Regions from separate parts of the Homo sapiens genome. Here region 2 is linked to region 1. The links are chromatin contacts, found by Hi-C or POLR2A ChIA-PET in ENCODE. All regions are on one chromosome and are shown on one strand. Each heading gives the region's core, a stretch centred on a gene start or an enhancer-like site at or near the end of the contact. The rest is flanking DNA. Distances are from core to core; before and after follow the strand shown. Region 1 has its middle 30 kb from the start of LIPJ. Region 2 holds the start of LIPF (lipase F, gastric type).

Region 1 (2,692 bases), core at 123-2,622:
CCACATGCAGATTGTACATGCAGATTGGGTGATGCTGACCTAATTATTGAGGTTGATCTGGCTTAAGAGGTTTCCAGGCCCGAAAGCATTATGACAAACTCAACTTTTTCTCATATGTGACAACTGAAGCATGAAAAGTGTAAGATCATCTAGGGAGAGTGCTGTTATCTTTGGAGTTAGCAATAGTCCATTGAGCAACATCAAATTTATTCCAAAGTAGCTTTCATTTGATTCAATCTACTAGTAGAGAGAGTAATTTTGTTGCTTAAAAAATTATTTGATATGACTTGGAAACTGCTATGATTTTTAAAGCTGTTCCCATTTCTTCCTTTATCTCCAGCCCCTCACTCCTTTCTGACACTATCTTTAGAGGAGCTTTCTGAAGCTTCCAGAACTTCTTGCAAAGAATGAGGTACCAGATATATGTTCAATAGTACCAACTAGTTCACTCAGGTGAAGGGAAGCTGTGCACTTAGCATCCTTAATTCCTGTTTTCTCTCTGTACAACCATAGCTTTCCCCTTTCTTCATCATTTCCCTCATGTATTCTCTCCTCTTCACTAATGAGCTCTTCTTTTCCTTCCCTCCTCTCTGTCTTCTCCGTTCTTATGTCAGTGACAAAAACTGATATTTCTGGACCATTGCAGAATGAACAAATAATGCAGTCAAAGGAATACATGGAAAGTAGGAGACGTATTCCTGGTATTTACTTTCTTCTTATTTTAAATATCTTTGATATAATAATTATTATGTAGGCAGATTTACTGAGTGGTTCCTCTGAATTTTTAAAGAATTTTTAAAGCTTCATATTTATTGATTTCTCAAATTATCATTGTCTAATCCTATCTCACCTAACTTCAGGTATCTAATCTCTAGCGACTGCCGTAAGTTATTCTGAGACACCTGTTGAAGGCCTCCATGTTTCTTACTCTGTCATGGCTCAGCCGGGCTTTGAATCACTGATCTGTCTTGTCCCGAGAGCATGTTTGGCATCACCAAGATCCCCTCCTTCAGCAGTCTGGTTTTTGTTTGTTTGTTTTGTTTTTAATTTAGCTTAAATTTTAGGTTTCTTCTTTACAAAATCACAAAGCAGAACTCCATGAAGGGAAGAGAGTGGTGGGGCTATGGGATTAGGGGTTAGTAAAGAGGGGGAAGAGAAAGGCCCAGAAAAGAAGCCACTTACACACTGGGGACCAAGCAGAGACTGAGCACCAGCCCAGCAGGGCCTCCATGTCCTGTTTTCACAGAGCTGGGCCAAAAGGCCTCAGAGAAGGGTTTCAGTCCTCTAGAGACTGTAGCCATTTGACAGAGCAGCTGCAGGCTGTGGCTTCTGGCAAAGCCCCAGGAAGCAGGCTTGCCTCCTCTCTTCATCTCCCCTTCTCCAGGCCAGAGAGCAGGCAGCCTCAGCCTGAGGCAGGGGTTGCGGGATACCCATCCAGCAACTTCAGGATGCTGTAGTGCTCCGTCAGAGTCTTCCAGGCCTGGTCTTTATTGGTGGGCGTCCACTTCTTCTGTAGGCGGCCGTAATCCCATGGAAGTCCTCCTTGTCCTCAGTGCCTGCCTGAGGATCCCCCGCCTCAGCTCCTGCTTTGAGGGCCTCAGCAGGTCGGGCCTCTAGGTGCGGTTAAGGGCGCTCGGCGCCAACTGAGCTCGACCTGGCGTTTGCACAGCCTGTTCACCGAGGATCTTATGCTTTGAGCCTGCTTCCTAATGGTCTGAGCTCAGATTCCAGTCGGCCCTGGGGGATCAGCCTCTCCCTGACGCAGGCCAGGGACTTTTATGAGGACCCTGAAGGGCTTGTTCTAACTGCTGAGATAGGTGAAGTGCCTTCAGCCTGGGAGGCTTTCCCCGCGGGGTCACTAACAGGAAAGTCCTCTGCAAGGAAACAGTGTTTTCCCAGGGGAAAACAGGCAAATGGAAATAAAATTCTAGTTTTATTTGTGGCTGGAGATTTGTCTATGTTTTTGTATGCATTAGCTGTTTAATCACTGTCATTATTCTACAAGAGTATTCCATTGTGAGAACACACCAAAACTTATGTATCCATTTTATTGTTTTTGCTTGTTTTTGTTTCTTTTTTGTAGAGATGGGGTCTTGCTATGTTGCCCAAGCTGGTCTCCGATTTATAGCCTCATGCGATCCTCCCACCTTGGCTTCCCAAAGTGTTGGAGTTACAGGCCTGAGCCATGGGGCCAGGCCTCCATTTTATTGTTGATAACATTTGGTTTATTTCCATTTTGGGATATTGTGAATAATGTTGCTCTGAACATTCTGTATATTCCTAGGAATTTAATTGCTAAGTCACATAGTAGATATATGTTTAGCTTTAGTAGATATTTCCAGGCCACTCTCCAAATGATTGTGCCATTTTACAGCAGTGTTTAAGAGTTTTGTTTTTCTGTATGTTGACCAAGTTTGTATTGTCAATCATTTTTCTTTGGGCCATTCTAGTATGTATGTTAGGGTATTTCTTTCTGTTTTTTTTTTTTTTTTTTTTTTTTGAGGTGGAGTCTCACACTGTTGCTGGAGCTGGAGTGCAGTGGCACAATCTTGGCTCACTGCAACCTCTGCCTCACAGGTTCAAGTGATTCCCCTGCCCCACCCTCCCAAAGCAGTGGCACAATCTTGGCTCACTGCAATCTCCACCTCACAGGTTCAAGTGATTCTCCTGCCCCACCCTCCCAAGTAGCTGG
Region 2 (2,692 bases), core at 75-2,574, 48 kb before region 1:
TCTCAAAAAAAAAAAAAAAAAAAAAAAATCAGTTTTTAACTAAGCCTTGTTTTTACCGTGATATTTTAGGAAGAGATAAACTAATATATAAAGACTAACCAGTAGTGTTGTAACATTCAAACCAGAGGCTTTCATCAAACATTTCAGGAACCCACATGACCTCCATTAAGTGATTTGCCATTGTAAAGTGAGGACACTTAACCTACTGTTTGCGTTGGAGAACATCTCAATGGGCTCAAAGATGTTCAAGGGCAGAATAAATTTCTCAAAATGCTTGTTGCCAAGTCCTAGGAAAATACCAGTAATTAACACATACAGAGGACTCACTGTGTGCTGTACTGTGTGTTCAACATGGTATACGTGAAATGAACTATCTTGCTAAGACAGTGTTCTCATCTATAAAACAGGGCCTGTAATAGTACATTTCTCTATGTTAGGGGAATTCATTATGATAACAAAAGTAAAGTTCTTAACATGCTGGGCATCTCATAAACGTTAGTTAAATATAGTTATTATGACTATTATCTCATTTAATTCTCATAGCAACTCTATGAAGTAGGTAGCATTATATTATCCATTTTACAAATAAGCAAGGTAAGGCTAAAAGAGGACTCGCCCAACCAAATATATAGAAAGTAGTGGAGCCCATATTTTAAACTAGTCTATTTCCAAAGGCTATGTTCTTCCCCACTGTAATACTCCTTCAGTATGACCCTGGGCCAGCTTTTATAGGGACATCCCCAGGGAGATTTATATAATTTGGTCTAGACTTCTGTTTTGAAAAGTTTATAATTTAAATAAATGTTTTAATAGCCTATAAGGTTTCACAATCGTATTAATAATGATCAATTCAACAGCAGTTGATTTGGATGATATTAAATATTAAACATAGCATATTAATACAGCCAATTATATGTCACTAGATTACTGATCTATTCCTTCTCAAAAAGAAGAGTCACAGAGACTAGACTTTCACATTAGGAACTTAATAAACAAATTTGTAATTCAATAGTTAAGAAATTATGAGACTTTCACATTAGGCACTAATTGCAATAATAAACAAATTTGTCATTCCATAATTAAGAGTCTCATGTCCATACAAAAAAAAGAATAAAATAAATCAAATCCTAGAGGAATAAGCCATAATTTAAACAGATACATTTATGCAGGTGAATATGCAACAAATATCTAAGCCTTTAAAAATGCATCACTTGGGATAAAGAAAAAATCTAATAATTCAAATAACAATTTTGTTCAGCAGAAGTTCTACTTACAGTTTCCTCAGAAATAGTTAGGATTCTGTTTCTCTGGCTGGTTAGTATTTTGGTCAATGTTGTATTGACTTCTTATATACAAAACCTTCAACAATGGTCAGATTCCTCATCCACTGATTACATTACCAAAAAGACTTACTATCTGGGCATCATCTAATGTTAACAGGACAAAACTAAAAATTAAATATTGCATTCATTTTCACATAATACTGAGTGCTCACCTTTAACTTTTAACAAAGACAAATATTGGCCAAAGTAGTTCTGAGGATTAAAATGATTTAGGAACCATTAAAAATAATCCTTGATAGCCTAAACATATAAACGTTTTTGAGCCAAAGGTATAATGCAAATGATTATATAGTTTGGCTCAGATAGAGAGGCATAAAATGACAAAAGGCCACCTGTTATTCTTTAAAAATGCAGCGCATAAGCTATTTTGACTAGATGGTTAGATAAGTGAATGTGTTCAGCAAAGATTAATATTTTATTATGGTCTTTGACCAGGGTCTCAAATCCTACAGATAATGGTCTAGCTATCATACAAAACCCAGCCCTTGACCTTTAAGAACATATTTTTGGTGTCTTTTTCCTTCTAAGAAATCTAGGCTTAATACCTGGACGATGAAACAATCTGTACAACAAATCTCCAGGACACAGGTTTACCTATGTAACAAACCTGCACTTGTACCCCTAAACTTAAAATAAAAGTTAAAAAAAAGGAAACAAAAAAATCTATGGGTTATAGTTTGAACAATATGAATGTGTTTATTAAAAGTATATATTAAATTATGTTTTAAAATACAGTTGATCCTTTACAACCATCATGAGCATCTGTTGCTCGTGGGATACATGTGCGGAATGTGCAGGTTTGCTGCATAGTATACATGCGCCATGGTGGTTTGCTGCACCAATCCACCCATCATCTACATTAGGTATTTCTCCTAGTGCTATCCCTCCCATTGTCCCCTAGCCCCTGGCAGGCCCTGGTGTGTGACGTTCCCTTCCCTGTGTCCATGTGTTCTCATTGTTCAACTCCCACTTATGAATGAGAACATGCGGTGTTTGGTTTTCTCTTCCTGTGTTAGTTTGCTGAGAATGATGCTTTCCAGCTTTATCCATGTCCCTGTGAAGGACATGAACTCATCCTTTTTCATGGCTGCATAGTATTCCATGGTGTATATGTGCCACATTTTCTTTATCCAGTCTATTATTGATGGGCATTTGGGTTGGTTCCAAGTCTTTGCTATTGTGAATAGTGCTGCAATAAACATATGTGTGCATGTGTTCCCTACAGTGGAATGATTTACAATCCTTGGGGTATATACCCAGTAATGGGATTGCTGGGTCAAATGGTATTTCTGGTTCTAGATCCTTGAGGAATTGCCACACTGTCTTCCACAATGGTTGAACTAATTTAC

The links. A loop is a pair of places that touch in the nucleus more often than their neighbours do. ChIA-PET counts read pairs that join two places held with the same protein, here RNA polymerase II (POLR2A).
Region 2: a map of mammary epithelial cell shows a loop between it and region 1 (19-fold over the local background). The contact joins the promoter of LIPF here to the enhancer-like site in region 1. A Hi-C loop is called at or near these places in 1 of 168 maps with a recorded cell type or tissue (mammary epithelial cell) and 2 of 37 single-sample maps with no recorded cell type. POLR2A ChIA-PET finds 5 or more read pairs at or near these places in 2 of 52 experiments (OCI-LY7 and activated CD4-positive, alpha-beta T cell).

Annotation. Positions count from the first base shown.
Region 1 is chr10:88,615,436-88,618,127 of GRCh38, reverse strand. It overlaps a transcript of LIPJ not described here. Among named protein-coding and RNA genes, the nearest start is that of LIPJ, 30 kb to the right of the region's middle. Within about 2 kb of position 1,372, at least 3 of the 41 ENCODE cell types and tissues checked have a DNase peak (open chromatin) inside an H3K27ac peak, as active enhancers do.
Region 2 is chr10:88,663,074-88,665,765 of GRCh38, reverse strand. It overlaps LIPF (lipase F, gastric type), which reads right to left and starts at 1,324. Exons shown (of 10, transcript NM_004190.4): 1 at 1,275-1,324.